3 separate regions of the Mus musculus genome follow, and regions 2 and 3 are each linked to region 1. Evidence: chromatin loops called from intact Hi-C (ENCODE). Cell type or tissue: left cerebral cortex. All regions are shown on one strand.

Region 1 (8,000 bases):
TCTTCCTCTGTCACCCCTACTCCGACCCAGGCATGATTTAGCAGCCATTGATTTGGAAAGACTGGAGCCAGGTAGAAGTATACATCACTCCAGAGCCTGGAGAGCTCTGCCTTTCACTCAGAAAGTCATCACAGGCCCACCAAACCTGCCAATGAGGCCTAAGAGTCTCTCTCCTGTGCTGTTTGGATTTTTGTCAATTAGATACAAGCTAGGGTCATCTAGGAAGAGTGACACTTCCTTGAAAAGATGCCCCCATCACATTGGACCATCGTCTAGGGAGCGTTTTCTTCATGATTGATGTGGGAGGGCCCAGCCCTTTGTAGGCAGTGTTATCCCTAGCCAGATCTGGGCGAGGTGGCACATACCTTTGGTCTCAGCACTCGGGGAGGTAGAGGCAGGCAGATCTCCATGAGTTCGAGGCCAGCCTGATCTGCAAAGGCTTCCTGGACAGCCAGGGCTACATAGAGAAACCCTGTCTGGGTGGGAGATGCAGGGAGCAAATTGAGCAGGGCGTGGGGTTCAAGCTAGCAAGCATTATTTCTTCACGGTCTCTGTTTCAATCCCTGCCTTCAGGTTCCTGCCTTCCCTTCATGACAGGCTGTAAGATGAAAGAAACCTGTTTTCTTCCCCAGGTTGCTTTTGGTCGCCGTGCTTATCCCAGCCACGGATGACAAAGTAAGCCAGAATCCGCAAACGGCCTCTGCTCTGCGGCCTGTTGGGATTCACTCTTTCCTTGATTCGTTTCCAGTCTGATTTCTTTGACCACCCAGACACTGCTGGGCTCTAGACCAGTCGTTCTCAACCTGTGGGTCGTGACACCTCCAGGGGGTCCTGTATCAGCTATCCTGCCCATCAGATGTTTCCATTATCATTCAAAACAGTAGCCAAGTCACAACTGTTTTAAAGGGCCACAGCATTCGGAAGGTCGAGAACCGCTGCTCTAGACGAAGCCCTGACCAGCAGGCTGACTCTTTTTCCCAAGTCCGTGTGGTTCTCTCTCACATGATGCTCTCTTTGGCTCCGATGCTGTTCCTAACTGCCCTGCCTAGGATGCAGCTACCTCCATCCATCTCCTTTAGCCCCTTGGATCTTTCCACTTTCCCCATTCTCCCAGCATGGAAGATCCACTCGGCTGTTCTCCATGCTGACATGCCTAGGCCCACCCTCTACCTCCTTCTGGAGGCCGTAGTGTGAGACTACAGAGCTTTCTTTCCTCAAGCATCTTCCCGGGATCCTTCCTGCCCGCCCGCACCCCCCCCCATCCCTGAGAAGAACAGAGAATGACCCATCAGCAAGCCAATGGGTTACCCCGAGAATGTGACAAAGGGTGAGGCTGTGGGTCCCAAGGGTCTGCAGATAGAGGGACGAGCCAGCAGCCTTGGGTGCAAGACCAGGCCTTGGAGGGTATCTCTACCTTACCTTATACCACAGAGAGAAGTCTGGCTCCCATGTTGCCCTGTGGATGAAGGTGGGCAGGCCGAGCACAAGCTTTCAGGAACCATTGAATTCATTGTGAGGCTGAGCTGGATCTGCGTCCATAAGGCCAGGAGGGGTAACAGTGTCAGACCCCAGCCCCAGAGGGCGCTCTGCGGTTGATTCAGTAGCCAGGAGCATCCAGAGAGCTCTTCTGGGGCCCTTGCTTTGTCTCCCACTCTGCAATCCAGGGGAGATCTGCAGCCCCTTTTCCTTGGCAACACTCAAGACAGAAAGAGGAAGCTACATGCCCAGCCACCCACGGGGAAGGAGATTGGTTCCACTCCTGCATGAGGTTGTCGACGAAGTCATTCTGCCTTCTAGCAGGACAATGGAGAATTGAAGAAAGAGGGCCGAAGAAATGGCTCAGTCGTTAAGAACACTTGCTGCTCTTGCAGAGGACACAGGTTCAGTATCCCAGGACCCAGATGGTGGCCCACAACCGCCTATAACTCCAGTTCCAGGAGATCTGACCACCTTCTTCTGGCCTCCTAGGCCACCAAGTAGGCATGTGTACAGGTACAGTTACAGGCAAACACTCACACACTCAACTAGCCAGGGAGTCTGCTGGCTAGTAAATCCCAAGTGGCCAAGTGGCCTGCTTCTAAATCCTTCCTTGTAGCTGTCTGATATTCACTCCATCCCAAGTCTTAAAAAATAAATAAATAAAATTGACGTTATTACCTTCATTTTAATGCAGAGGGAACAGAAATCAGATCAGAGAGGTTAAGTAACCAGCCTAAGATGCCACAGCTGAGGTCATAAATAAACATCTCTCCCCTTCAATCTCTGACTTTGAACAGCCCTCTTAAGAGACTGTAGAACACAGATGCTTCTCCGTCCAGGAGGAACGATGACAGCTCCACAGGGTCTGTTCCTGGAAACCCCAGCTGGCTGCTGACATTTCCTGGGTGCATGCTGTTCCGAGGCAGATGTCACCCAGGACCCCTGAACCAGATGGGGCTTCTCAGATCACAGCTATAACGTGACTCTCGGGACTCAGTTTCCCATCTGTGAAATGAAGAGGCTCCTTCCTCATCTTGCTTCAGCAGTTCCTGTACAATCAAGTATCTTAGTTTGTCCCAGGAGCTCAGTAAGTAGCCGGATGTACCAAAGGCTCGCTGTCCAAGTGACTCACGTTGGCTTTTAAATGATGGATTTCTGGGATTCTGTCTTACTATTAGTTTGCTGTGACAGACTAACCAACAAGAAGCAACTATGTAAGGGCTTATTTCGGCTCACGGTTGAAGGGCACAGCCCTTCATGGTGGGGAGCCACAGTAACCCGTTTGTGAGGTAGCTGCTCACGTTGCATCTTGCTTCAGGGCAGGGAGCAGAGAGAGAGATGAATGCTGGTGTTTGGCTCACTTTCTCCTTTTTTCTTCAGTCCTATGGATGGTGCTGCTCACAGCTAGGGTGAGTCTTCCAACTTCAATTAACCTAATGTGAAAACTCCCGCACAACAGCAGCGGCCTGAGGAGCGTCTCCTACATGGTCCTGGGGCCTAGAGAGTTAACAATAACCATCAACCAGGATGATGCCCGGGTTATATTTACTGTGCTTCACAAACTGTCATCTTGGAAACAGCCTTGTGCCTGGCCTTACTAGATTGGATCTTATTTTTCAGGTAAGAAAACCAAAGCCCAGAATCCGGAATAGCTCAGCCCTAGTCAGGTGGCTCTAGACCAGCGGTTCTCAACCTTGCTAATGCTGCAACCCTGTAAATACATGCTGTGGTGACCTTCGCCCCATAAAATTATTTTGTTGCTACTTCATAACTGTAATTTTGTTACTGTTATGAATTGTAACATCAATATCTTCTATGTGGGATAGCTGATACTCAACCTCTAGGAAAGGACCCTTGGGCCTTAAGGGGGGGGGGGGTCTCAATCCACAAGTTGAGAACCAATGCTCTAGAAAGTGGTAGAGGGATTTTCAGACCCAGTGATGGTAGGTAGAGCTTAAGGTTGCCCCAGCTTTGTGTCCAAGTTCCCCCCCCCCCTCCCCCGTTTACTGTGTCAGGGAGGATGACGGACCAGTTTCCAGACTAGGAAAACCCAGGTACTGAAGAAATGAATAAAGCTGAAAGAAGCAGCGGTAGCTGGGGTGGTGGACAAAGAAAGGCACTGGCCTAGCAGCTGAGGGGCAGAGGCCTCAGTCGCATGAGCCCATGGAATAACTGTAGAAGTGGCTGTTAATTTCAGCAAACTGTCTTCCGGTGTCCTCTGGGACACTAATGCAAAACAGAATCACGTTTGCCTGCTTCATTTTGTGAGGTAATTCTGTAAATTTTATTTACTTGTTTGTTTATTTATTTATTTATTCGTTTATTTTATTTTTTTAAATTAAACTCTATATACTAGGGTTTAAATGCTGCTCACATGGGGGGTTCCTGAAAGCCCTGGAGGGGGCACACGTGGGTCTGCCCGTGTTTTAAACAGAGGTATCTCCAGCAATCCGAAGTCACTTAGCCTGGTGCACTTTACACCTTTTTAAAGATTATTCCCCACTGCCCTCCCCATCCCCACCCCGACACATTTGTGTGGAGGTAGCAGAGACGGAAAAAGCTGTGCTGTGTCTTTAAACAGGGAGGAGCGATCAGCAGAAGCCTGGGCTGTAAAAAGGCTAATGCGCTGTGGAAGAGTAGGAGTTTAATCTAATTTAGTTGGAGGGTGTCTGTCTGCGGTGTTGTTTTTTGGAGTGTGGGAACAGAGGAGGGGAGCTGCCCCCTTGAATGGTCCCTTCTGCGCCAGAAGCAGTGGGGAGCCGCGCGACGCCAGCGATCCAAGGCCCGGCCTTGAAAGAGGATTAAAGCGATGCTTGATTTGCAATTCACACGAAAGCGCCCCGCGAACCTCTGGTAATATTTCAATCCACATTTCAAGGGAAGTGGCCTTAAAATAGCGGCCTAAATTGTTCTGCCGCGGCCCGGACACTCCTTCATGCATTTTATAACGCAGAGGGCCAAGGGCCTTTTCTCTCTGCGCCTCACCACCCCCAACCACCCCGTATCTTACATGTGCTGAAGTGTAATTAAAACTTGTTCTTAAGTTTGGGGCAACCTACACTGCTTTGTGGTATGAGGTGTGTGTGTTTTATGCTTGGAGCATATGTTTGTGTGTGTTAACTAAACATCACTTTGGATGACTTTAATATATCTCCTCCGAAAGGGGGGGGGGGATTGTGAGGCAGTCGTGGAACCAAGCCTAGTGGGTTGGAAAACTGAATTCTCAATGTGTGCCTTTTAAAGAGACCATTACCAGTAAGCAGACCACTTTCCTTACTGTAAGGAACAGTTTGGAAAATGCAAACAGAGATCTTAAGAGCTTTCCAACTGGATCCGCAAATAGGAAAGTTCTAGAAATGGCCTTGAAGCTACCAAGACAAACGTTAAGGAGCCAGCTCCCTGGTTCATCTTCAGGCTGGGAGACAGGATGTTCATGTCTTTCTATAATCTCTGCCCATACCCCACATGTTTACTCTTGCAATTAGCTTGTAACAGGCTAAGCTTCTGGCTTAATTTTTCTTTATTGTAGGAGACGAAGTACTTTTTTTTTTATCTTAAAGAGATTATTTGGGTTCTCTCTAATCCTATTTCAGAAACCCCTCTCAAGACTTTATGGTTCCTTCACCCATACTGAGGAAGGATGCAGCTTTGATTACCACTGAGACCCATGGCAGAGAATCTTTTCTTTTTTTTTTTAACTTCTGACTTTACCAATTAAACAGGGCCTTCCTTTCAACTCCCCACCACCTCCAAAATTATTTAACTCAAGACACCATCTGACTCTTAAAGAGTATTCCTTCCAGAATACCTTGCACTCTCCTTGGTAGACATTTGCAAGAACTCTACGCTAATATCTACAGACAGTATTTTGAAATCTCACGTAGATAGATATATTAGGAGATTTGGGGTCCAAAGTACCCTTTGCTCTAGGATGCTATTTAAAATCATGTTTAATTATCAAGTTTCATTAGAAACCCTTGCTCAAATTTTGAGAAACCTAATAAGATTTCCATTAATTTAAACATAGCTCTATTCCCAGGCCAGTCCCCCCCACCCCACCCCAAAGCTTTCTCTTCCCTCTTTTATCCCTGGTTAAATATGTAAATAAAATGTCTAAAGTCGTTCTTCAAAGAAGACAAAAGAAAAAAAAGAGCCGAGGGGAGAGAGACAGCCATAAAATTCCTCCCAGCTCTCCATAACGCTTGCCAGAGGGGGGCCGGTTTCCGAGCCAGGGCTGAGCAGCAGGGGACCCGGCTGCTCTGGAGTCACTCGTCTCAAATCCCACACACAGGAGAGAGAAAAATAAAATATCTTTTCAGCTGGAGCCATCAAAGGGGTCCTTTCATTTATTAGCGTTGCCTTCCACTCTCGCTATCTCGGGGCCCTTATTTTTAGATACTAATGTCTATTTGTTGCTTTCCTTTCTTTTTCTATACTAGGTTGGGCAGATGGAAGAAATTCTGTTAGCTTTTTCTTCTCTTAATATATTTTAAGGGAGTCCCGGGGGTTGGGGGAGAGAAGAAAGGAACGTGAAGTGATCATAGCTAAAATAAAAGGTCGGAACACTGTAGAAGTAACCAGAGCATAAAAGACCAATTACGTGGGGCAGTCTCAAATAGCTCACACCCTGCTCCGGAGCTGAGCTCACCCAGGCTACTTCCACGCCCCCCACGCCCCAAGGGGCGGGGGGGGGAGTGTGGAATTAGAAGAGAGAGAGAGAGAAAACGGAAGGCAAAAGTGTCAGGAAGGACCCCTTGCAAACTAGTCTGTCTTAAAGCTAAGCGATAGCCCAAGAATCTTACCTGACTTAAAAGGTTTTGGAAACAGCGTACTAAACTATAAATATCTAAGTAAACCATCCTTATCCAAGCCGCAAGCGTTCACCACACCGCAGGTTTTTCTTGGGTCACTAACACGGTGGTGGGTGGTGATTCTGACTGTGTTAACCTCAGTCTTCCGGACCGCTGTTTCCACGGATCCAACTTCCTCCCGTGAAAGGCAGAGGGGACCAGGGGATCTAAAGGTGAGGCATGAGCCTGTGCACACCCCTCCGCCCCCCACCCCCAGGACTCAGCAGGTCCTGGGAGTGTCCCAGCCTCAGGTCTGTCCGCTATGTCTGACAAATGAAAGGGGGGTAAAGAGGAAGAACTCCCTGCAGATGGGACGCTGAAGCCTTGTTTTAATTAGAAGTCGATCCTCTGCAGGAAGCGCAAGGCAGGGCGGGGAGGAGGGGTCCTGGGTAGCCTCGTTCCTGGCTTGGCTGGAGCCACTGAAGGCTTCCAGGCATCTGTGCACCCAACTCGGCCCTGGGGTGCGCAAGACTGACTGGCCGAAAGATGAGCAGGGGACTTAGCTGCACCTATGCAGTTGGGGGAGTCCGCACTGGAGGTCCTGGTAGTTTCCCAGACACTTAAAACGCAGACCTGAATGGGGGTGGGGTGGGGTCTAAGGAGAGAGTGGGCCACCGCCCTGAGGGCTGTTTATCCAAAGCCAAGAGTCCGCGACAGGTGCCGCACCCCAGATCTCTCGGACATCTAAGGACTGCGGTGGGCTCCCATGGTGCACTCACTCCCTGTGCGGGGGAAGGAGGTTGAAGCTCTGTGTCCTTATCACAGATTAGCCCAAAACCAACCAAGGGGCAGGAGCCAGCATAGCAAGGCACGGAGAGGCCCCACCACTCTGCGTGGGAACCAGCCGTGCGCGTGTAGGCCGGGGCTCAGCCTCCGCCTCCCAGGAGGACGCAGGCCGAGCACATCTTTCGCCAAATAATATAAATACACAACTTCCTATAATAAATAAACTCAGCCGCTTGGAGAAACCACCAGCCGGCTTGGCGCGATGGTCCCCAACACGGTGGCCTTGGCGGGGCAAGGGTCACCACGATTCAAGCCAAGCCCCTCTTCTCGGGGTGCGGGGTGTCAGCGGCCCGGAAAGTCTCCTCCCCGCCCCCTCCCTTCTTTCTTTGAGTAGACCTTGCAGAAGAGGCCCTAAACTCCGGCTTCCCAAGTCCCCTCCCCCTCCCCTGCACTCGGCCCTTTTGAAATTTCAAAGGCAGCCCCTCCCCGGAGTCCGAGCTCCGCGCCCCGGGCAGCAAACCCCCGGCTTCGGGAAGATGCGGGCAGCTTTACAAGCCGAGGGGCCACTTTTTTATGAGCACGGTCATAAAACGCAAATCCCGTGTCTCTTTGAAAGTGCCCTCCGCCAGGGCCCGGTCGTAAAAGTAGAAGATGCGTCCCCAGCCCCCAACCCCGGGTGAGGACCACCCTTACCCGAGTCCCCAAACTTCCCGTAACCTCGGCGTCCTTGGGGTACCGGGGACAATCTCAAGGCCTCCCACCCCCCCTCTGGGGCGGGGAGGGCAAGCAGAGAGGCCGGCAGGAGGTGAGGCTGGAGGCTGGGGTCCAGCCCCAAGCTGGGGCTGAGGGCGGAGGCTGCCCGGGGCGCAAGGCTTTCTGATGCAAAGCAGCAGCGGGGCGGGGCGGCGGGCGGAGGCGGGGCCTGTCACCAATCGGCTTTGCTTT
Region 2 (8,000 bases), 74 kb before region 1:
GGGATCACACGTGTGTACCACCCCCACCCCCACTTTTCTTCTTTCTCTCTTTGCTTCGTGGCTGTGGTGTCACCCTTGCCACAAAATGCTGAGCCATCACCCTTCCCCCCACAGACTCAATGCAACAGGGGAAAATCCCCCAATGCCCGGACCACAACTCTCTGTAAGCTGCACAGTCCTGTGTATTCCGCTATAGGAACAGAATGGACTGACAAGCCTCCCCAAGTCAAGTGGCAATGAGAAAAGAGAATCTCTCTGCACCAACCCCCTACACAACCCACACACTCTCTCAAGCGAATCAGTACCCTACGTGGTCAGAGCCTCTCTTGTGGTCTGCATAGTGACAGCGGCCAGGTGGACAGACATTTCCCCGAGTCTCTGCTGCCCCCTTCCAGTCTCTGTCCATGACTGTCTCCATGGCCAACCTCTGAGAACACACATGGCTGGCAATCCCCTCCATCCTTCTCCAACCAAAAGCATCCAGGCTATTCTGGATGTTCTTTTAAACAGCCTTAAGCCATAGACCCGGTTCGTGCTCAGAAGATGCCGTGCTCAGAAGATGCCGGGGCGAATGTGGGTATTAATTCTAAGAGATTCTTTTCGAGTGATTCACGAGAAGCTGTCGATGTACTCCCCCCTGGGGACCTGTATGATGGAAATCGGATGGGCCATGAAGCCTTGAAGTTGCTCCTCTGTTCTGTGTCTGTGTGAAATTCCCCACACTGTGAGTAGGACCCGCCCAGGCTGGCAGAGCTCGGTAGGGCTCAGCTTTTCCACGTAAAGTACAGTTGGCTCAGAAAGGAAGCCATCAAAGGAAAAAAAAAAAAAAAAGATCCATCCGTTATCCTGGGCTTTTGCTGCTGCTAAATGGGAAGGAGGTGAGTGAATGTCACATGTCCTGAACAGTCACCAACAACATGACAGTTTTCAGTTACCTGCTCACCTAAGAGGCCACCGCATGCCCTCTCTGACTGCCAGTCAAGGACTGATCCCCTGTGGCTCCCTACATTGACAAGACCTTTTTGGCAGCTCAGTTTCTTTGGGAGATGCAAAGGGCTCCTTGAGGTCAGGGGGAGGATATCTGGAGGCAGGATTCTACCCAACCACTCTCCTCTAGCCTTTTGGGTCAGAGTCCCCCGAACCCCACAAGCAAGACTCACCACCAGTGTGCCAGTCCTGGCTACTAACTCCCAACAGAAACGTGCTTTGATTCTGTGTGGCTTTGCTTAAAGCAGATTCTTTTCTGCTGTCTTTCCCTCCCTAGATCACCAGCTAGGAGATGTGTCCCTTTTTACAAGTGGCTCAAACAGGTGCTTCAGCCAGGAAACGTTGCAAAGCGGCCACGTCCAGTTGAGGAATCAAGGCTCAAACGCTAGAGCCACTCCCTGCAGAGACTCAAGTCACAGCTGACTTCTGTGCAGTCTCTCAAGCCAGCGCCTGTGTCTGCCGTGGGCCACAGGTTGGCAGCCCTGGCACAGCCAGCAGGAGAGAAAACAGCAAACCCCCTCCCAGGTGATGTGGCTGCTGTATGTTAATTTCTCATTGTTTCATCATTGTGCAGAATGTTTTTGTTTCCTTTTCTATCGAAAATAAATTTTTTTCATACACTATATTCTGATCACAGTTTTTCTGCCCTCATCAGGTCCTCCCTCATGTGGAGCTTTTAATAGACATAACTTTTGCATAAATGCGTCTGAATTTTAGTCTAATGTCTTAGCAATGAAAGAAGATGATGGACCCTGTGAACTGGCGAATGGCTCGAGAGCTGCCCAGACTCCGCCATGCTCTCAGAAGAGTGTTAATGCTGGGCATGAGACATGGAGTGAGGTGACTCTGGCTAGGATCAGAAGGATAAGCCAGCCTTCACGCGGGGCCTCCATGCCTCTGCCCCCACTGGCCCAGAGAATCACTAGTGCAAGCCAGCCTTCACGTGGGGCCTCCGTGCCCCTGCCCCACTGGCCCAGAGAATCACTAGTGCATGCTCAGTGGGAAGCAGGAATCCAGGTAATAACAAGCCTGCTCAAGAACTCGTCTTTCATCTCAGCATCGCAGCACACTTAGAAATATTAACAGCTTAATATGAGTCTATGGGACGAGAGGCATTCAAAGACACCGGGTAGCTCAGGTGTCTCGGATTCCCCATATGGGAATGGGACTTAATAGCTAGCATGACAGCCTGCAGGACAGCTATCATTAACCCTTGCCACACATGCAGTAGAGGGCACCACTGCCTACTCCCTGCCCCAGGGGGGAATCCCAGAGCCTGGATGACCTGCAAAGGATGGGGTACAGGAGACTCGGGTCACAAGGATGGGCTCATCAGCTGCTGGGGAGATGACTGGGATAATGGCTGCAACAGAAGGCAAAGCACACACACCCATGCGGTCCGTGAGAGTGTCCTGAGGCAGGAGTATGACTGACTGACAAAGAGGCATTTGTCTAGAACAGAAATGAAATGTCGAGCTGACGGGTCCAGATCTCTGGGAACAGATGCTAGAAGACATGGAGGATGGCACAGGCGCCACGTCAGTCACTCTGAGGACCCACTCGGAAGCAAAGGAGCACCTGACTGAGGATTTCAGCTATGTGAGGAGAGGGTGAAAGCAAGTATATAGCTCGCACACAAACACACACACACATACACACATACCACATGCATATACAGTACACACATGCATACACAGCACACACACATACCATATACATACACATGTAACACAAACTCACATACACATGCAATGCTCGCACACACAGACACACTTATACACACAAAGGCACACACATGCATATACGTACACATATGCCTATACAAATTCTCTCTCTCTCTGTCTCTCTCTGTCTCTCTGTCTCTCTCTGTCTCTCTGTCTCTCTGTCTCTCTGTCTCTCTCTCTCTCTCTCTCTCTCTCTCTCTCTCTCTCCTGTAAACTTAACTGAGAGCATCTGCCCAGATCATTTCAGTATGGACTCACTCAGAGCCCCAGGAGGAGGGAGACCTACTTGGGTCAGCTTACTGTGAACTCACAGAGAGGCAGGGCCTGGACTAACTGGAAGGGACACCAGAGCAGCAAGCAAGAAGAAAGGGCAATCAAACAAATACCTGGGCCCACATTTCCACCTGAGGGTGACCCCAGAGGAGAGGGTTAGCTGCCTAGAGAAGGCTCACCATCCGCACTCCTGAACTTTGGGAGTCTTTCTCCAGGAGGTGAAAGACCTGAAGCACACCTCCCCATGTGATAGATAACAGTTTTACTTACATGAGATGAACCCACAGTCATGTTAGAAGGACACTGGCTGGCTCATCAGCAAATCCACACTGCCTGGCCAGCTGGGACCTGAGTCTGCCTATGGATTCCACTGTACAGCAAAAATAGACCATGAGAACAGTCTATGAGAACTGAATGCCTTCGGCAGAGTTTGTAATGATCATAATTGTGTGTCTCGTTCTCAGACCAGTCATTGTCTGCTCCAGTCAAATGTCTCTGTGTGTCTGTGTGTGTAGCTTAGTCTACAGTGGTGTGTGTGTGTGTATGAGAGAGAGAGAGAGAGAGAGAGCAGATGATGAAGATAGATAGATAATAGATGATAGATAGATGATAAATAGATAAATAATAAAGAATAGAAGCTATATAAATGATAGATATATAAATAGATGACAGATTATAGATAGATAATAGATAAAGAATTGAAGCTATATAGATATAGATAGGTAATAGATAATTGATGATAAATGTTAGATTATAGATTGATAATAGATAAAGAATTGAAGCTATATAAAAATAGGTAAGAGATGATTAAAGGATAGATAACAGATGATAGATTATAAATTGATAATAAAGAATTGAAGCTAGCCAGGTAGAGAAGGCATACGCCTTTAATTCCAGGACTTGGGAGGCAAAGGCAGGTGGATTTCTGAATTCGAGGCCAGCCTGGTCTACAGAGTTCCAGGACAGCCAAGGCTACACAGAGAAACCCTGTCTCAAAAAAGATAGATAGATGTATGACAGCTGACAGTTATACACATATTCTCTTGAAAACTTACAGTTAAGTCACTCCTTTCCTAGAATCCCCACCCCCTGCCCCATGCTCGTGCTATGCCAGCCACCCCATGGTCTCCCTGACCCACACTGCCTGCTGGGAGCTGAAGGGGTTGCATTATCAGTGAGACTGTGGGCAGTTGTCCTGACACTCTCAGCACAGAGGCCACACAAAATCCACTCTGAGAAAAGTTACCTCCCTGTGTGAAGACTAGCCGCATACTCTGTTGCTTGCCCCTGAACCTGAGATCCATAAAATGCAAACAATTGGGCATTGGTGCTTCTTTACTGAGGGAGTTCAACCCTATTGCTACCTTCCCCCATCAGACACCTGGAGACCATTACCGGGTTTTTCTGCAGTGTCCACAAGATGCCACAAGGGGGCAGCAGTCACACTGTTTAAAGGGAACTTAAGACCCTGATACCACAGGAAAATTTGGCTATTAAAGCAGAAACCAGTGCTTTTCCACACTCTTCCCACAACCCAAATTTAGCAAATTGACCGGAGGTGCTCTGTGTACCAGTTCAGGAGCAGCTACAAGCATATACGCACACACGTGTACATACATACATACATACATACACAGCACAAACCTGCCTATAGCACACATCTTTGCATATGTGTATGCACACACAGACGTATTAGCTTGTATCTGTGCATGCACACCATAAGTATGAACAAGCATGTATAATTGCATGTATGCATATACACACAAGCACACAATCATATGTGCATGGGGTATATGCACGCACACACATGCACACATACACATAAGAACATATACGTGGGGCTGGAGAGATGACTCAGAGGCTAAGAGCGCTGGCTGCTCTTCCAGAGGAACCCTGTTTAATTCCCAGCACCCACATGACAGCTCACAACTGTATGCAACTCTAGTTCCAGGGGATTTGACACCCTCACCCAGACAGACATACAGACATACAGACAAGCACAATGCACATAAAAAATAAAAAAATAAAAGAATACACACATGATCATGCTATACAGTTCTGTATATGTGCAAGCAAACTTACACTGTCACACACATGCTCACATAAGCATATGCATGCATGTCCACAGACACATACTCATGTGCACATGCATGCGTATGTGTCTGATGTACATAGACGCATGCATAAATACACACATGCATGCTCACATACCTAAGAGGTGTGTACACATGTGTAGCATCTCATAGGACAGATAATATTTGCTCCATGTGTGCTCAGAGGAATGACACCCTGGTAGGAACCCCTCTCCTCCTCAGGTCCTCGGCCCTGACACTTCCTGTTTAAATTCTGCTGAGCCCACATGTTGCAACCTGGGCTGAGAGACACACCTGCTCTATAGACATGTCTTGTATGGTCCACTGATAGTTTATAAACTGAGTTGTCAACGTTTCGAGACTGATGGATTCTGCCCACACCCACACCATCTTCCTGACCATGGAACGTCTTGTCTCCAGCAAGATGAACTTGTCCTGGGGGCAAGCAGCGACTGATCAGAGGTGTCTTCTGTAGAGGTGGCTGCCCCATCCCATGGACCAGTGCTCTGCCGCAATTCTCCTACTCCCTCCAAGCCTTGGTCAGTGCTCCAGTCAGCTGGAGTCTGCACGGGTCCAAATCTGTATTCCTTATACCTAACTTCTCCCAGAAGCATCCCCTGTACCCTCGTGAGCTCTGATGAAACTTCTCCTCGTGGCAAAATTGCTCCCAGCTCCACCTAAAGCCTTATCCCGGCACCCCTACCCTGGCAGCATTTGGGCATAGGGTCTTTGAAGAAGTAGCCAATTGCTAATGAGCCTGCAAGAGTGGACCCGGATCTAAAGTGCTACTGTCCTTAGGAGATACTGCAAGATGCCTAGCACAAAAGAATGGTCTCTTGTGGACCTGGGAGGCCAGGCCTGGGGAAGAGAGGAGTAGCTAAATCTGCCAGGCGCTAGCTTTTCCATTTTTTCCGGGAGACGGTCTGCCCACTGGTACTGTAGCTGTCAGCTCTGCCCTGTGCTGGCGTGGGCAGAAATTCAGGAAGCAGCGTGCCAATTCAGGCCAAGCAAGATGGGGTGGGGAAATTGCAGCCTCAGCGTCCTGTGGCAGGAGTTGAAGGCGCAGAGCTGGGACCCAGCATAAGAGGGCAGTGCCTTAAGCTCCTCCCCCTGCTACAGAGCTGGCCCCCATGTGTCCAGAGGTGGAGAGGACGAAGGCAGGAAGCCCAAGATCCCTCTAATGAGTTTACTCAGCCTTTGGAATATCAAGTATTTGTTTTCCTAAGACTAGAAAGAAGGATCAACAGCGGGGCCCCCTCCTGGGCGGCCCAGCTGGCCTGTCCTCGCTTTGTTTGGGCCCCTAAAGAGCTGGAGCTTATCAAAGGCGTCTTTGCACCTGAGGCCGGCGTAGCCACCGCCTTCCACAAGGACTGAGCAATCCCCTAAATCCCCAGCTAAACAGCCACTCCAGCAGAACTGGAGGGCAGTGGCTTTGAACTTCAGTCCCAGAGGCTTTAGCGGGCAGCGGTGGCCTTTCTTTGAGGCTAGAGCTGCTCTCCTTTCACCGACAGACAGGGGTGCTGATGGGCCCCGATGATCTCTCTGGGAACACAGGCCACCAAACTGCCAGTCCAACCCTAGCACGAGCCTTCTACCCGGCTACCCATCGCCCCTCCCCCCACCCCCAAGCCTCCTCTCCCAGGGTCCCTCCCACCTCGAGGCTGGAGATCACCGGCACAAAGGCAGTCGGCACAAGGCGATATTTAGTTCATGAAACTAAAGGCTGTTTTAAGTATTTTGTTCTGATATACACTCCGGACTTACAGGAGGAACCAACGTGTTGCAGAGAAATCCCAGATACTGCAGATACTTCTGTCTTCACATACAAGTCCACACTCACACGACACACAGACACAACTTGTATACATTGCACACATATACACCACAAAAACAAACACACTACACATAAGCACACACACACCACAACCACATACCCCCACACATTATTGTACAGGACTGTCCATTGAGCCAACCTGCCCCCATCTTGCAAAAGAACATTAGAGCTGGGCCTGTTGACTTTGGCCTTCCGTCATAGAATGAGGGACAGGGAAGATGACAGGGCCTCACCTGGATATTCAGCCTTTCCTCCCAACCAGCGGTCTACAGTTCTGCTTTAATTGCACATGGTCTTGGAAGAGGGGCTAGAGGCCAGGGAAGATCCATCGACACAACCCTGGGGGAGTCACCTCTGCTGGGTGAGGGTCTTTCAATGTGGCCCCTTTAAGGTCATCCATGCTCCTCCCTGTAATCCTTCACCCACTACTCTGTACATAAGCCTAATTGATGTACTGATAACCCAGAACGAACTTTGATGGAATCACACCTGTTTGTTAGCACCTTAGAAGGAGGAGGAGACATTAGCTATTCATGTCTCCCTCAGGCAAGGAATTATAACAACATAAACCATACACAACACACACACACACACAATTGCATAAATACACACGTGCAAACATATAAACACCACATGCAGACACACTACATACATACACAGATACATTTACACACACACATAAACAAACACACCCATGCCACACACATTTGCATAAAACATACATGCAAACATATAAACATACCACATGCAGACACACTACATACATACACAGGTACATTTACACACATACACACACACACACTCACGCATGAACAAGCATAGCCATACCACACACAGATACACATTTGCATAAATATACACATGCACACACATAAACATGCCACATGCAGGCACACTACATACATATCACACATATGTTTGCATATACACATGTGTGCACATGCATGCACCACAGAGACACATATACATGTACACGGGGTTCACGATGCATGCGTTCAACTTTCAAGTTTACCTACTAGTTTGGAACAAAACCCATCTTTTCTGCAAAGGCTGCTGTCTCCCAGCAAAACTAGTGCCCAGCTCCTGCAC
Region 3 (8,000 bases), 62 kb after region 1:
GAAGCCAGAGAGGAAGAAGGAACAGCAACTCGAGCGGGTCCTTGCGTAGTACCCAAGAGCGCAGGGAAAACCCCACGGGGAATTTTTTTTCTGATCCAGCACAAATGGAGGTATTGCTGACACACAAACAGAACCCCCACATAGTTCTCTCCAAAAAAGAATAGGAGATAGCTCATTCTGGAGTGGAATCGGAATGGTGGTGGCCTAGGAACATAGATTCAGGGTACCCCAAATACCATGTTCCAGTGTCACCACAGTGTCACGATGTTTCTGTAGTAATGGAAGAAAGCAATAGATCAAGTCCCTTTTCAGTTCCACTGTGATGGTTTGGATGAGAATGGGAACCCCAGAGGTTCAATGCTTGGTCTCAACTTGGTGGAACTGTTTAGGAAGGATTATTGGGTGTGGCCTTGTGGGAGAAGGTCTGCCACTGGGGAGTGGGTTTTGAGGTTTCAAAAGCCCATGCCAGACCCAGCCTCTCTGCCTCCTGCCTGCAGGATAGGATATAAGTTCTCATCTACAGCTCTAGCACCATGCCTGCCTGTATATTGCCACATTCTTCACCATGATGGTCATGGACTAACCCTCTAGAACTGTAAGCAAGCCCCCAGTTAAATGCTTCCTTTTATACAGTACCTTGGTGATGCTGTATCTATAGAACAGTCACTCTGAGAGAAATATCAGGTAGGCAGGTGCTGGGTTGTGGTTTCCTCCATGATTGAAACATTTCATTCTTCAGGGAAGCTCCTAAAAACAGGAAGTATACAACTTGAAATAGCTTCAGGAAGTCCCTGAAACTAATGAGATTTACTAGGCTTCTCCTTCCTTAAGAATGTCTAAACAGAAAAGACTGCTCAGAGTGCCTCTCAGATAAGCCAAGCTGCAAAGATTACTTTTGAGACAAGACTAGGTACCTGGATGAGAAGAAACTTGGATCAGCTGAGGTGCTTGGAAGAGGCTCAGACCAACCAAGCCATCAGGAAAGGACACTCTCTAATCTGTTGAGCTGCCTCCAACCTGTGTGTGTACTATGCTCCAAGTTTCCAGCTTTTTTGAGTCATCACTCACGCTGAGGTAGGCTTTGGTGATGTAGCTGTCATAGAACTGTTTTTACTTCTGTAAGTAACCCCTCACTCACTCCTAGAAGTAACCCCAATACAACTCGTTGGTTTGTCAAGTTGAACTTTGATGCTGTCGTACTTTGGTCTGTTGTAGGTTCCCAATCTGGGGTGAATAGACATGTTTGAGTGTGTTGGTCTCCCCAGGAAAAAAATCTTCCATAGAACAGTGGATTACAGATTGAAGCAAGGAGACCTGAGCCATCTCAGATGGTATCTGATGGTATCTGATGACTCTTAGCTTTTGGATCTGCTAAGAATATATTGCAAAAGTTTTTGGCTGAAGAGATGGCTCGGAAATTGAGGGAGGTTTGCTGCTGTTCAAAGAACCTGTGTTCAATCCCCAGCACCCATGTAGGACAACTCAGAGCTGCCTCTAACTTCAGCACCGGGCCTCTGCGAGCACCTACACACACATGGCACTTGTACACACAGACACACATACATAAAAGTAAATATATTTTTAAAAGTTTTACCTGATAGCCAAATGGATGGTAGTGCCGCGGTCTCCGCGGTCTCTGACCCGGCGGAGACAGGAACGACGTGGACACCAAGGCGGGTTCACGCAGTAACTTCTTTACTTCGAGCTTTTTCCCTTACAGCTCTCTTCCCCAGCAGCTTCTTCTTCCTCCATCCTTCTTGCAGCTTCTCTTACAACAACTTCTCTCCTATACTCGGCCGACTGACCTCTTCCCAACTTTTTAAAAAACTTTTTAAAGCTTTTTAAAAGACACTCTGAATCTACTTATTGCTGTTTGTGCATGGGTGTAGGGCTGCCTACTGGAGTGTGGGTAGACAAATTCTTGTTGGCCATATCCCTGGAGAGAGAGAGAGAGAGAGAGAGAGAGAGAGAGAGAGAGAGAGAATTGACTCTCCCCCAGACCATCAATTGTCAGTCTCTCCTTGGGTAGGGGTGGGGCTTCATGATCTTGTGCAGATCATGTGCCTGCTGTCACAGCAGCAACAGTTGAGATGTCACGTCCCGCAAATTCTGTCTCCATGCATCCATCCACTCCCTCTGAAGGGTCAGCTTTTGGTCTCGCCAATGGGACAGAGCAGCCCTCAGGTCCTTCATGACTCAGAAGGCTTGCCCATCCCAGAGAGCCGGTCCCTCTGTCCGAGCACAGAAATCCTGGTGTTCGCTAAATTGGTTCCCTTGAAGCCCCGGCACAGCCCAGAGCTGCGGAGTCTCCCTTAGTCTCCCCAGTGCCTCTTTAGAGAGGCGTTTTAAAGGTTTCTCGCTTGTCAGTATTCCCCTGCCTCCACTCCCTAGATATTGTTGTTCATCGTCATTTCCAAAGGAGGAAAGAAAGTGACTTAGTCAGAACAAAAGCCAGAGCAACAGTGCCCAAGGCAGCCCTCAGAACATTATCAGAGCCACCGCGTCAGCGATAATTACTTACCGGCGCTGGAGGGGCACCATCTGCGCCCAGAGCCCTGCTCCTTTCACACAGCATAAAGAGAACGAAAACACCATGGAAATTCCACGGGGAGGCCGGGGCTGAAGCTGTGCAGGATGGTGTGGCTGCTTGCAGTGTCCCTCCTAAACTGTCGTAGGAATCGAAACTCCAGGAGAAAAACATTATTCTGAGATTTGAGGGTGGGGTGGCGAAGAAGACGAGGCTATAAGGAAACGGTGGTCAGCGGAGAACTTTAGTATTTAGTCCTCTTTGTGGCTGCCTTTCAGTCTCTGTTGGAAATCTGGGTGAACCCATCACAGGAGAGCAGGAGAGCAAAGCTCCCTTCTTACCAGGATCAGGTCATCTCAGCTCCATGTCCCGCAGAGCCACAGTGGAAAGCAGACCCTAAACAAAAAGCAGATCTTATAGGACAAAACTTTATTCCCATAAGTCGCTGCGGCTATAACTCACCCAGGAATGGAAGAAGTAGGAAGCATCAGAGACATGCAATATGTTCTGGAGGGAGGATGGTCGAGACTGTTCCCCCTGGAATAGCTAAAGTAGGGAGCAAGAACCCTTAAGTCAGACTCAGAGACATGTAACATGTTCCTCGAGGGTGAATGGCCAAAGTTCGAATGGGTGCATGTACAAGCACCTGTTAGTGAGGGTGTGTGAATGAGAGTGGGTCATGTCTGTGCACATGATAGTGTACACATGGGCCCATGTGTGTAGGAATGCACACACATGTCCATGAATAGATGGGGGAAATTATGTGTGTGACTATGTGGTCTCATGTGTGTGCATGAACATGTACTTGTGTGTTGATGACAGTGTGTCTTTTGTGTGCATGTGTATAGATGTATGCATAGAGTGTAAAAGGAGAGATGTATGAATGTGATCACTTGTATACACAGGTGTGCACACATGTGAGGATTCATGTACATGTATGTACTGGCTGGTTTTGTGTGTCAACTTGACAGAAGCTGGAGTTATTAAGGAGATAGGAGTCTCCCTTGAGGAAATGCCTCCATGAGATCCAGCTGTAAGGCATTTTCTCAGTTAGTGATCAAGGTTGGGAGGGCTGATTGTGGGTGGAGCCATCCCTGGGCTGGTTGTCCTTCCTGGGTTCTATAAGAAAGCAAGATGAACAGGCCAGTAAGTAGCATTACTCCATGGCTTCTGCATCCACTCCTGCCTCCAAGTTCCTACCCTTTGTGGGTCCTTGCCTTGACTTCCTTTGTTGATGAACAGCAGTGTGGAAATGCAAGCTGAATAAACCCTTTCTTCCCCAACTTGCTTCGTAGTCATGATGTTTGTGCAGGAATACAGACTCTAAGACACTGTGTGTAAGGATATTTCACTATATATACTTATGTGGGCATAAATACATATCAGAAAGTGTCTAAGCGTGCAGATCTATATGAGTGAGCATGTATGCATGTATCAGTGTGTGTTAGCATGTAGATGTATGTAAATACGGTAGTTTGAATGAGAATGGTCACCAAAGGCTCATATATTTGAATGTTTGGTCCCCAGTTAGTGGAACTGTTTGGGAAGGATTAGGAGGTGTGGCCTTGTTGGAGCAAGTATGGTCTTTTAGGAGGAGGTGTGTCACAGGAGGTATTCTTTGACATTTTAAAAGCACATGCTAGGTCCACTTTTGTTCTCTCTGTCTCTCTGCCTATGAATCAGATGTGAGCTCTTAGCCACTGCTCCAGCATCCTGCCTGCATGCCTGCTGCCATACTCCTCCATTGTGATGGCCACGGACTAACCTTCTGAAACTATAAACAAGCCCCCAATTACATACTTTCTTTTATAAATTGCCTTGGTTATGGTGTCTCTCCATGGCAATAGAATAATAGCTAAGACAGTAAGAGATTATGTCTCAATGTGTGTGTGTGTGTCTGTGTATGCCAACAAACATGCATTAACATGATTAGAGGGGAGACACTGGAGAGTCTACCCCTCCTGATTCCTTGCCTATATGCCCCCCCAAGCTGCTCTGATGGGGGAGGGATCACTCTGATGACTGTCTTGCAACCCCCCCCCCCCACACACACACACACTGCTCAGTCTTCCTCTAGCTTGTGAGCAACAGAGAGGCACTGGCTCAGGGACCTCATTTAGATCATTGCTTTATGCAGCTTGTGGAAAGGAGTCCCTGCAGCCCAGAGGACCTATTCCGTTCTTTACTGTTGGTGATTGAAAGCTCTGATTGGGCTGAACAGATGGAGAGTGCTGAGGTGAAAGGCTAGAAAATCATTGAGAACATTCGAGACGTATCACCCAACAGGGTCGATACCCTGACCCTTCTGGCTCTGCTTGCTTCGGGGAAAATACCTGTGACCTCGCACACTTGCCAACGAGGCACAGTCAGCAACTTGTGCAGGATGCTGACATCAGGCGAGACTCCACAGCCCATTCCAGAGATAGGACCAGCAAGCTCATTGCACAGAAGACTGCATCCTTACAGAGAGCGTTCTGGGTGATGGTGCCCTGCATGCTAGTGTGGGATCTTTCACAGCTGCCGTGCTGAGCATCTTCTCTGAAGCCACCTTCAGCTCTGACTATGACCTGCTATCATTAAAACTATAGTCACTTATTAGTAAGTAAAGAATAGGAAAAAAAAAACAGTCCTTGTGACAGGGACAAGAGATGAAGAGCAGTCAGACACAAACATATCAAAGGACCCTTCATCTGTAGTAGGGAAGTCACCTCTGCCAACCTTGGAGACCTGCAGTGGGCAGGAAGATACCTTCAAGGGCAACTCCCCCTCCATGTAGAATGGCAAGCCTAATGCCTTGCTGGGTGCCGAGTCTGCCTGTGGACTGAACAGCAGGGTCCCCACACATGGGGAAGACTCAGAAACAGGACTCCCACAGGCATTCTTGTAGAACAAAGGCAGAGGTGCTACCGACTGAGTCCCCTCCAGGAGCCACCAACTAGGGTCAGTGGTGGGAGGCTGGCCTCTCTCCTCTCTGCCGGCTCAGGAAGCCTGCTTAGGTGTCCTGCAGTAAAAATAGCCTGCACCTGCTGAGAATTGTGTAAGGCCCACAGACTATATTCCACACAAGCCCGGTGCCTGTATGGAGGTTGGGGGGAGCCCCTTCTCCATTGTTCAAAAGGAAATGGTTGGTAGGGCTTTGATTTTTTTTTTTCTCTCTCTAAAAAAAAAAAAAAAAAGCAGTAGCTACTTTTAAAGTCAGGAGAAACATTTTTTTTCTCTCTCTTTTTTTAAATACAAAGAAAGAAATAGCAACAGTGGGGTGCTACCTTGTTCTGTCAGAACCCTTTAAAACTCCAGCTTTGGAAACACTATTTTCTTCTTCCTTTTCTGGCATGAGCCTCTGAACAACACCCACCGTGTGGTACATCTCTGGGAGAATTAATTTTAAGATCACTTGCCGCCTAAGATGTGGAGCGTGGAGGGATTCCTCCACCCATACCGTACCCTGTTATCACGCCAAGAACAACTGGCGATCCCGCAGCCCAAATCAGCCCATCCCTGACTGGGGCAAATGGGAATTGATGAGGTCGGTTTGCCTCCCTTTGCTTCCCTGGGATCCAGGGATACAGATGGGGCGACCCCAGAGCAATAGCGACTGTGAGTGAACCAGAGCAGCTCATCAGGGATAGAATGTGCTGTACCTTACATCACACCCTCACCTGAACCCTGCGCTTCTGCAAGATTGCTCATCTTTGACTCACAGATGTCTGGCTTCCTGTTACTATGATGGTCACTTTATGGGAAATGCCTGGGTGTCGGGGGGGGGGGGCATAGCACCACAATTATGCTAGAAATTGCTTTGTATTGTAGCGGAGACCAAAGTCTGCGGGTGGAGTATAAAATATTTTTAAAATCCTGGCGTGGGGTTCCTTCCCACCTTACACCATTTATGTTCCCAGATGAAAGACTCAACGCAGCCTTATAATTTTAAATATATCTTAGGCAGTACCATAGCTGGGCACCTGCCTACCTTCCATGTTGTTAGAATCCACTTTTCTACTGATAACTCGGGGTTACTATTTAATTTTTGTGTTCCATTTGGGCTGTTTTTAACTTTAGTGGGTCAGTCCACATGGCCTCAGTTTTTATGACCCCCTAGCCCTTGGCAGCTCTCTTCTCCCCAACTATTGGCTCCTGGCATCTTAATTTACCAATGAGAATTAACTGGGGACAGGGTCTCTCAGGCTACCTACAGTCTCCAAATCCTAGAGGCCAACACTTAACATTACAGTGAACAATAGAAGACAAAACCTCAGCATTGCAGGACTTCCAAGATGAAGTTCCAGAAACCAGACCAGCTGAAGTACAGCAATCCTGCATACTTAAAGCCTGCTCTTGACCCCCAACCCCTCAAATGATGGAATTCAAGAATAGGCCATAGCTTGACAACTCACCTTGAGGATTTTCTAACAAAGAGAATAAAATACCTTGCTAACGGAGCCATTTGTGTGGGGGTGGGGGTGAAAGTCACCTTGTACGGCAGACCATTTTAGGGCTCCCGACAGCTTGCTTAAGAGACACCAGTCACACTGGGGGAGTCTGCTGGCCTCCCTAGCCACAGGTTTCTCTTCTGGATTCCTGCTTGTGGGTCTGGTCAGAAGCTCTGGAAAGGGAGGGCCTCTCAATGGCAGCTTAGAGCCAGAGATCTGAGGGAGAGCTGGGTCAACCGTGTCTCAGAATAAACAAAACTAAGGTGGGCAGAACCTGAGAAATGACACCCAAGATTGCCCTCTGACCTCCATGGGCAGTCACAGACATATGTGGATGTGTGTACGAGAAGCAACTGGAGGGAGGAAAGGGATGGCTTGTTCACTCTTTCTTTTATGTCACCACATTTCATCTCTGAGGGAAATCAGGGCTTTTTATTGGCTCACTTTCCGACCCAACATGGCTGGCTTTCCTGCCCAACCTCAGCTAGCTTTTCTATACAGCCTAGGACCACTTGCTTATGTGTGGTCCAGCCCACAGTGGCTGGGCCCTCCTCCATCAATTGCCAATCAAGAAATGTCCCCCCGCCCTCCCCCCATGACATGTCCACAGACCAGTCTGAAGAAGGCAATTCTTCAACTGGGGTTCTCTCTTCACAGGTGACTCTGGGTTGTATCAAGTTGACAATAAAAATCAATCAGGACGACGGCAGCCACCAAACAACCTGGGGTTTGTGCTGTGAGTCACCTTCCGGAAAGAACTGAAAGCGGAGCCTCAAAGAGCTGTTTGTGCCCCCATGCTGACCGCTATGTGTTGACTGCTATTTGAAAAAAAAAACCCAAAAAAACAAAAATGTAAAGGCACCAGAGGGATCTATGGACTGATGAAGGGCAAACAGAATGTAGGGGTTCATGCATGCTGCTGGCTGCCTTCACACACACACACATACACACACACACACACACACCATCTCACCACCCTTTCATCTATTCTTTCTGTCTCTGTCAAAACTGCCATGCTCTGCATGGTCACAATGACTGTCCTC

The links. A loop is a pair of places that touch in the nucleus more often than their neighbours do. Peaks named below come from ENCODE experiments on the same cell type or tissue, not always from the same donor. Only the 100,000 strongest peaks of a DNase experiment are listed, where the experiment ranks them.
Region 2: a loop joins it to region 1, with 2.5 times the contacts of the local background. A loop is called at or near these places in 5 of 42 quality-filtered maps.
Region 3: it touches region 1 in a loop (3-fold over the local background); 2 of 42 quality-filtered maps call a loop at or near these places.

What each region holds. Positions count from the first base shown.
Region 1 is chr5:128,592,789-128,600,788 of GRCm38, forward strand. It overlaps Fzd10os (frizzled class receptor 10, opposite strand), which reads right to left and starts at 7,899. Exons shown (of 6, transcript NR_015517.2): 1 at 7,749-7,899; 2 at 1,420-2,976. In left cerebral cortex, no CTCF peak of the experiment used is centred here; DNase peaks (open chromatin) are centred at 4,232, 5,748, 5,949, 6,506 and 3 more places; H3K4me3 peaks cover 2,896 bases; H3K27ac peaks cover 913 bases.
Region 2 is chr5:128,518,456-128,526,455 of GRCm38, forward strand. No RefSeq gene overlaps it. Among named protein-coding and RNA genes, the nearest start is that of Gm38612, 48 kb to the right of the region's middle. In left cerebral cortex, a CTCF peak has its summit at 4,423 (motif pointing right); DNase peaks (open chromatin) are centred at 4,419 and 6,027.
Region 3 is chr5:128,654,423-128,662,422 of GRCm38, forward strand. It overlaps Gm33931 (a long non-coding RNA gene), which reads right to left and starts at 2,333. Exons shown (of 3, transcript XR_377092.4): 1 at 1,595-2,333; 2 at 637-747. In left cerebral cortex, no CTCF peak of the experiment used is centred here; DNase peaks (open chromatin) are centred at 2,381, 2,536, 4,952, 5,492 and 3 more places.